2 separate regions of the Mus musculus genome follow, and region 2 is linked to region 1. The links are chromatin contacts, found by Hi-C or POLR2A ChIA-PET in ENCODE. All regions are on one chromosome and are shown on one strand. The core of a region is the stretch at or near the end of the contact, and the rest is flanking DNA. Distances in the headings are between cores, read along the strand shown.

Evidence for each region. Hi-C counts contacts between places; a loop is a spot of excess contacts on that map. ChIA-PET counts read pairs that join two places held with the same protein, here RNA polymerase II (POLR2A).
Region 2: a map of left cerebral cortex shows a loop between it and region 1 (2.5-fold over the local background). The contact joins the promoter of Rif1 here to the promoter of Tnfaip6 in region 1. A Hi-C loop is called at or near these places in 3 of 37 maps with a recorded cell type or tissue (heart and left cerebral cortex). POLR2A ChIA-PET finds 5 or more read pairs at or near these places in 4 of 5 experiments (Patski and embryonic stem cell).

The regions. Positions count from the first base shown.
Region 1 is chr2:52,036,242-52,040,749 of GRCm38, reverse strand. It overlaps Tnfaip6 (tumor necrosis factor alpha induced protein 6), which reads right to left and starts at 2,637. Exons shown (of 6, transcript NM_009398.2): 1 at 2,481-2,637. The coding sequence starts at 2,574.
Region 2 is chr2:52,070,729-52,075,236 of GRCm38, reverse strand. It overlaps Rif1 (replication timing regulatory factor 1), which reads right to left and starts at 2,400. Exons shown (of 36, transcript NM_001355415.1): 1 at 2,371-2,400; 2 at 1,984-2,100; 3 at 912-990. The coding sequence starts at 2,087.

The DNA of each region.
Region 1 (4,508 bases), core at 1,388-3,887:
GTTTTGTTTTGTTTTGTTTTGTTTTGTTTTCCTGAGACAGGGTTTCTCTGTATAGCCCTGGCTGTCCTGGAACTTACTCTGTAGACCAGGCTGGCCTCGAACTCAGAAATCCACCTGCCTTGTGCCTTCCGAGTGCTGAGATTAAAGGCATGCGCCAAACACTACCTGGCGACTGTTTGCTTTTTTGAGACAATGTCATTTTCTAGCTCTGGCTGACCTGGAACACACTATGTAGACCAGGTTGGCCTTGAACTCACAGAGCTCCATCTGCCTCTTAAGTACTGGCATTAAAGACATGCACTGGCATACTTGATTCTGCCCAGATAATTATAAACAAAGCCTTTTATGTATGTATTTTTTAACTTTGAATGTTAATTTATTTTGAGGCAAGTTTTTTTCTGTGTATTCCAGGCCAGCCTGAAACTGCCAAGAACTAGAAGTACAAAATCAGGACCATTATTATTTTAAAGTATTATCTGTTATTTAAAAAAATATTTATAGATTTAGAATTTTCTGCTATCATGACAAAACTTAATACAACAAAACTCTAACTTTTAAAAGATACATGTGTCTAAAACTATTTTATTCATTTTTCTCTTCTGCTATTTAATTTTTAAAACTGAAAAAAGGGTTTTTTTTTGTTTGTTTTTGTTTTTGGAAATGACAACAGTGGACTGTAGGCTCTGCCTTGTGCTGCTTTTTTTTTGGGGGGGGAGGAGTTAAGTAACCTTGCAGACATCACTACTTGAGCCTCAGTTTCTTCATCTAGAAAATGGGAACAATGATAGCAGTAGCCACCTATCAGGACCTTATAGTATGCCTTTTGCAGATCCAGGAGGAAGACAGAAAATAATTGATCTCTGTCTTCAGTGTTCAGTTTCGAGACCCACATTGACTGATTTCTCGTGAGTCTGTTCCTTTCTTGGTGAGTTGCCGTTAAAGAAATTAGAAGTCACAGAGTTCAAACGTCCTGTTCTTCACAGTTGTTACCAGATCCTTCCCTTTGAACCCAGCTCTCTTTTCTCCCTGAACAGTTTCTAATATTATATTGACCCAACCAACTGTAACCAATTTGTGCTGGGCTGACTAGTCAGTAATTCGTCCCAGATTGAAGCATTTGACAGGGTCTCAAGCCTCTGTGCTGTGCTCCTCACAAAGGCTGGGCTCGCTTCACTCCACCTTCAGGGCAGAACTGCTTTTTACTCAGGTTTACAGTTCTGTAGCATACACATTCAAAACATTACAAAAACAATGACTTCAAATCACCCCAACCCAGGAGAATTTGACAGCCTTTCAAGATCTCCCCACATGACTTCAATTCCTACCAGCTTTATGGTGTTTCCCCATTTCTGACGAATGTGTCTGTATTACCTCAGTTGGATTGCATGTACACGTCTACCAAATTTCAGAGCCCATCTTGACCAAATGGTCACACTGCGACTAGTTTCGGCTCAAGTTGGAAAAAGAGGCGGCAGGGCTGTGCATTTCAAATCCAGCTAATGAGATCCTCATGGCTGCAGTTTCTACCACAGAGAATACTGCTGAGAGGGAAAAATAGTCTACAGCCATGTGTTGCCTAGCAAGCAAAAAACCAAGATCTAGGTTGATTTTGCTTTGTCTGTTTTTTGTTTGTTTGTTTGTTTGTTTTGTTTATTCTGCACAAGAATAAGATGATCCCTCCAACAAGCAATCAAAAAAATTCTCTACTAAATACAATAATGAACAAAATGTAGCATCCAACTTAAATGATAAGGATTCAAGTGTTGTTCTGAGTGCTATAATGGGAATTCTGAGTTTTCTGTGTTAATATTCATTTGCTGGTCTTTTGTTCATCTTCAGCGTTTAGCCCAAGTCATTCCTTACACTTAACAAAAACAGCAAAAAGAACTTTCCCCATTTAACCAAAGGTCTAGGAACGTACTCCCATGACAGAAAGAGCCAAACCTGATGAACGTACTAAAAAGGACAAAGCATTTTCATCTTCTTTCCTGCACCAGCCACACTCGAGCCTTGTTAGAACAGTTGAAAGACAGAAAAGTTAAGCTGTACCCTGTAGCTCAGAGTCCACAGAGCTCAGAGATGCTGCAGGTCAGCCTGCATCATCTCACCTAAAACCTTACTGCCAGTGCAGTGGGAAAACAAAACAAAAACGTTATAGTAGTGTTTTAGTTCCATAAAGAAATACCCACCAGTCAGCGACCATATCTGCTTTGAAATCTTGAAATATATTTTTACAATGTTAGCACATCTTAACCTCTTTTTTGTTGTTGTTGAACAATATATTGTATAAAAGGATAGCCTTCAATTTTAAAAGAAAACTTTCTTTGTTTAATGGCATGCCAGTCACTGTCTCTCTAAAGTATTTTCTGTGAAAACACCAGCTTTGAACACACTAGAAAATTTCACTCCTTCCATTCAGTCCTCTATGATGTCAATGGATCGATATTCCCAACATGAAGCTCGCGAGTGAAGTTTCTTACCAAGCCATATGGAGTTATGAAAGATCCCGTTCTTGAATCCCCATCCGTGAGCCTCTTCCCACAGCAAGACGCATAAGCAAAGGAGGACGACCATCTCTTCGGTTGCAGAGCCGGTTACAATGTCGGGGCTGCCCACACGAAATTCTCAGAGCAGCGGCTGGAATGCGGCTGAAACATCTGGTTTCCACATCTTTTAAATAGTTTTTTTCGGCTGTGAGGTCAGCATGTATTCTCCAATGGCACTTTCCGTTGCGGAGTTACACAATTAGTTCAGTGTCTGAAGCAAGCCCTCTGACTCATTTGCATTGGCAACCAGAACGGAGGGCGGGGGATGAGCATCTACGTTTTAAAGTCTCTTTCTCAGAAACAAGTTCGTTTATTTCTGTCAGTCACCAGCACTTTTCAGTTAGAAAGTTTGTGGCGTTTGTTGCAGATTAAGAAGCGGTAAAAAAAAAAAAAAAAAAAAAGCCGAACTCCAGCGGAATTCTCTGAGAAATCCTGAAGGTCCTGTTTGAATTGTTAATTTGGGAGTCTGTGACTTGACCCTAATCTTCGTGGTCTTGAGTGTGATAGTATCGCTTTAGTTTTTGCTATACATTGCCAAATAAGTCTGTGAAGATTTATAACAAAGGTACAAAGGTGTATGTAGCTTGGCAAACCCAGCAAGACAGGACCCCCCCCCCCCGTAAATACACCAGTTTTGAGAAAAGGAACCCAGTTTGAGAGTCTTAGGACATTCTTGGACTATCTAAATATTTCGCTATGTTAACACAAGGCGTATTTTAAGTAGTTAGATACTAGCAGGTTTGAAGGACTCCTGCGGGGTGGGGGGTGGGGGGTGGGATGGCTAGACTCCTTACAGTCATAGCCTGCATGAAAATAGGCGGGAGCTCTTCACTACTGGTCAGAAGAATAGGATTTCGGTCATATTTCTGGTTCTGGGGGTAGACATGGCATCCTGAACTGCCTAGAAAGTCAGTCATTAATGGGTAACTAAGCCTGACTCTAGGAAATTTAAGATTACTATGTAGCAAGATTACTATGTAGCAAGAGGCTTGTCTGATACAGACCAGCCAGGCCCAATGGTACGGGACTGTAATTGCAGCAGGCCTGACCTACAAAACGGTCTCTTTCCAGAGATGCTTATGTGCCCACCCACTCAGCCTGTCCTCATGCCTGTCACTCTGGGCAACTTAATGAGACTGTCTCAGAATAAGAAAAGGAGACCGACTGTGGGAGAGGGAGAGGGGGAGGGGTACGGGGAGGGGGAGGGGGGAGACAGCTCAGCGGTAGAGCATGCCTATAACATGTGTAAGATCCTAGGTCCAATCATCAGTACCAGGCAGACACAAAGATATACCATACCATCCTCTTTCCTGTCAGAATCCACACAAACAGGCTCATCAATCATTTGAACACCACAAAGCCTCTCAGAAAAAACATCTGTTAAAAAAAAAAAAGCCAAAAAGCAAACAAAACAAAACAAAACAAAAGCCCCATGCGGATTGTGGTAGTAGTATCTCTGAACCTTTTGGCTATTGTGTACTATTTCTTTTGTTGTTGTTGTTTTCTTGGCGATAGGATCTCCGTCTATGTAGCCCCGGTTGTCCTAGAACTTGGCTATATAGATAAAGTTGGGCTCGAACTCCCAGAGGTCAACCTGCCTCTGCCTCTATCTCTGCCTCCTGAGTGCTGAGATTAAAGGTGTGTGCCACCGGGGCATCTGTGCCACCACAGCGGGCTCCCTCGCACCCTCAAGGGTGTGCTGTACTTGGTAGTGAGTTCTGCCTATTGTATACATGCTGGTGCTTCTCCTGAGTTCTTTTGCCATCGCTCACAAGTTGCGGAAAGAAGGCACCAGTCAAACATTCTGGTGACAGGTAGATGATGATGAAGTTAATGCAAGTATGGCCCAACTTTCCTAGATCCATTGAACTTGTTCGAAAATGATCAAAGTATGAGATGATCTGGGAAGGTCAGCATGCCTTCCAGCCCCCCAAATTCCCCTTCCCCACAAAAATGCAAGAC
Region 2 (4,508 bases), core at 1,151-3,650, 35 kb before region 1:
AGAGGCCCTGTCAAAAAAAATAGTAACAATTTCAATAAGGCTGGGATATTCACTTCAATCTTTTCATTCTAAAAACAAGAGTATTAAAAGGTGTTGATAGCAGGTTCTGACGTCACTAAGTGGCCAGATGAGGCTAAGAATACACTCAGTCCGATATTAACTATTACAATTAAACAAGGAAAACAAGTTAACTAATTTTTTAAAGTGTTCCAAAAAGCAAAATTAGCAAAAATTAATGTAAATAAAAATAAATAACACGTACTGTGGGGTATGTCAGTGCCAGCCTATAATCCCAATTGGAAGGCAGAGACAGGATTGTCACCTAGCTAAGCTACCTGGTTCCCAAACTGGAAAAAATCCCTCTGCCCCAAACAAACAAACAAACAAAAAAGCATGAATATGAATACTGTCTATCGAAAGGGAAGACTAAGATAGTTGCCATTTTAGGACAAATTACTCAGACCTTCCAAAACACAGATCTTATTGTTTTAATAAGACATAAGCTTTGAACTGACAACCCTAGACACTTTAGACTTTAGGCAAATGAACCGATTTCCTAACCTGCAAAGTGGGGCTTTAAAGAGCAGACTTGGTCTATGGATGTAGCTTAGTGGTACATACATGAACTGAAGTGAGAGGACACATAAGGTAACTGAGAGCACCTGATGAACCATATATAATCACTTGAGATAATAATCTCATCAATATAACTGATGATATTTTGTATTCAGGGCATTAACAATGCACTGGATAATGATGCTCCATCCACAGTGAAAAACCATTTTATCAGAAAGCTAGTCAGAGTTGCTCCTGGAATCCCAGATTTGGAAGGCTAAGAAAAGATTTCAAAGGGCTCAGTCTAGTGGGTTCAGACTGAGGCAGTGCGAAGTCATTAAGAAAGGAACACAGACCTTTAAAACCGTGTACAGCCGAGAAAGGTTTTTCTCGATTTCTGCAATGACTTCTTTTCCTTCTTCTCCAGTCATACGACTTTAAAGGAAATAGAACATAAGCTTAGTCGAAAGCATAAACAAACAAACAAAAAGTTATTGCCATCACTTTAAGGATTACTTTCAGGGCTGGAGAGATGATCCAGGGTAAGAACACAGAGAGGCTCTGGCAGAAGACTGGTGTTCAATCCCAGCACCCCTATCGTGGCTCACAACCACCTGTAACTCCAGTTCCAGAGCCATCCAACACCTGGAGCCGCAGGCACTCTAACTCGTAACTGGCTTTTTGTTTTAAGTTTTTAAAGACGACTTTCAAGCCCTTGGAATTAACCTCTTTCTTTAAAAAGTTTAAAGGTATAGAGAAAAAATGTTTTAAGTTAGACCACATATAAGCGGTAACTTGCCTCAAAGCTTTTTGGCCTCGAAAACGTATTTTTTCTTTTCTTTTTTTGTAATTTTTACATGAGAAAAGAAAGTGGGAATCCCTTTCCCTAATCATGTTTTCTAACTCAGAAAATACGAAAGTTTAACAAAATTCAGAAATTTTTCTAAAGCCTTTCAAATAAGTCAAAACGGGGTTCCTGGCTCTGCTTTTTTTTTTTTTTTTTTTAAGCCAATTCTGGGGCCGGTTTGCTGACTCGCGCACCTGTAATCTCAACCACTCCGGCAGAACCACAAGTTCGAGGCCGGGGTCGGGGGATGAGCACTGGAGCGAGCCTGAGCCAAAGACCCTAACTAAACCCACTAACTCCGGATCGCCAACTTTCCCACGGCGTCCGAGGTTCGCAGGGCAAAGCCCTGCTCTCCAAACGCCTCTCGACTCCAAACTTTTCTTTAAAGGCTTTCCCGTCTGCGGGCCAGACAAAAAAATACAGAACCGCTCGTCCCCGAAGAAGCCCTCGGACGCCGCCGCTGCGCCCCGCAACGTCACTCGGCAGGCAATGGCCCGGTGCACCCCGAACTACCCGCGTCCGCCGGGTCCCCACGGCTGCCCCGGCTCCCGCCCCGGGCTCGTCCCCCCGGCCCGCCTCACCTGGTCAGAGTTAGGTAGGCGTCCGTCTGCTCTCCCGGAGGCACCGAGGGGTCTTCCCAAGTCTCCAGAAGCGGCTCCAGGGGGCTGCGACCTGGGGCCGTCATGTCGGCCGCCACCCTGCAGCGAGGCCGGAAGACACCCAGTAACCGGTGGCACGGCCCGCGCGGCGCCCTCACCTGCACGCCGGGCCGCGCGCTCGCAGGCCGGCCTCCCGCCTGCCCGGCTCCCGCCGCCGCTTCCCAGGCAGCACGGCCGCGAGGGGGCAGAGGCGGCGCCGGCCGGGCCGAGCCGAGCCTCCCGCTCCTCACCCCCCACGCGGGAAGTCCGCTCCGCAGCTCGCCGCCCCGGGGCCCGCCGTCCGCTCCCGGCTCGCGCTTATTTACTCACGCGTGCAGCCCGCTCCTCCACGACCAAGATGGCGGCGGGGGGCGGGCCCAGCGGCGCGCGGGAGCCGGGCAGGCCTGGCGGGAGAGGCTCGAGCCAATCCAACGGGCGGTGGCGCGCCGGGCTGCTCGATGGCCTGCTGCCCGCCCCCGCCCCCGCCCCCGCCCCCGGAGCACCTCGGGGGGTGTGTATCGCCTCCAGCCCGGGGCTAGAGATGGGTGATGTAAATTAGTGCCCCACTCCACCTGACTCCAGCTACTTGCTCAGCCGACCAAGTTTGCAAAACTCCAGTGCTTCCCAAAGGAGCCCACAAAACCATTTGATTGAGAGTGAATGGCAGGCTGTTGGGCTTGTTTTGTTGTTGTTTGCTGCTGCTGCTGTTGTTGGGTTTTTGTTTTCTAGAGGTCCACTTGCTAAACCTAGCTCTCTGCCTCTAAGCCCCAGCCCAATGAGTAAGTCGGAGGTGCCTCAAAAGCCACGCATTCAAGCTTTGGTCTGTGACCTTAGGAAATTGACTTCATCTCAGCTTCTGAGAGTGGGGACTAGTGGCAGCACATTTCTTAGCGGGGGGGAGGGGGGGAGTGTTGCTAAAGGAGACCCATGGCGTGCATAACAAAGGCCTGGAAATGGGCGGTATTGATTTGCAGATTTCAAAATACCGCCCTTCAGCCTTGAGATTCCTCAGAGGCAACTGCCTAGAATTGGTTTACTTCCATTGGACCCCAGGTGTAGAGGGGTGACGGTGGCCCTGGGATACACAGGTGCGGCAGAAACGACAGTAAACCCTTAAACAACGTGGTAATCATTGAAATCGTTTCACGTGCCTCTCAGCACTCTCCACAACCCGCAAGATTGTTTCAACTTTAAGCACAGAAGGTCAGGGAAGCAGGACCTAGTGGCCCACGCCTTTACTCCCAACACTTAAACTGGCTAGGCAGACAGATAAAAGAGTTCCAGGACAATCAGAGCTACATAATGAAACCCTGTCTTTAAAAAAAAAAAAAAAAAAAAAAAGTAAAAATAACAACAAAGAATAATAGGGCCACCCAGAGCCAGGCTCTACTAGCGAATTTGCCTGGCACACTGAAGCCCTAGGTTCCAACCTCCAGTCTGCCGCTTGTTCTCAACAACCCACCAGCACCTAACTTTTCCCTGTGAGAAGCCCATATTTTAAATCCCCCTTTTCAAGAATTATGGGTCAGTTAAGCCCGGTAGTACACACCTGTTTCCCGGCACTCAGAAGGCTGAGGTAGAAGACAGCTCCGGTTCCAGCTCTCACTGACTTACAAAGCAGGCCCGTCACAAAAGTCAAAGCAAATATTGACAAGCCTTCAGCTTCATTCAGTGGGAGTGGGGAAATCCGTGGAATCTTTCCGTCCTTTACCCCACCACCACCCACATTCCTTCCATTGAGATTTAAATTCTCCTGACCCCGGGTGCTCAAACACAGAGATCCTCCAACCTCCCGCGTCTGGGGATTAAAGGTGTGCACCACCACACCCAGCTCTAGATCTCCTAAAATGACTTAAGTTTCTGCTGGTTGGTCCAAGGTACTGGGAGCAACAAGTGTTGCTTTTGTAAAATCGTTGAGCTCCACATGCAATTTTACTAGGCTAATGAGTTCTCTGCTCTTTGGTGTTTTCTATCTCATAGAAAAGGGTGAAAGATTAGAATCAAAACAAATTCCCTTACCCACACAGACTACCTGCAAAATTTCTAGAAAATTTAATCAACACAAATCTGTAATCCCAACACAAGTCTGAGGCAGTAGGATTGATGTGAGTTCCAGGACAACCTGGGCTACATAATGAGAACCAGGCCAGTCAGAGCTACATAGCCAGACTTTTTTTTTTCCCTCTTCAAAACGAGGCAGATGTGGTGCTGCATGCCTTTCATCCCAGCACTTAGAAGGAAGAAGCAGGAGGATCTCTGACTCTGAGATTAAAGCCAGCCTGATATACATAGGAAGTTTCCAGAGACTCAGAACTACATAGAAAGACTAATTTAAAAAATAAACAGGCAGCCGGGCGTGGTGGCGTACGCTTTTAATCCCAGCACTTGGGAGGCTGAAGCAGGCAGATTTCTAAATTCGAGGCCAGCCTGGTCTACAAAGTGAGTTCCAGGACAGCCAGGGCTATACA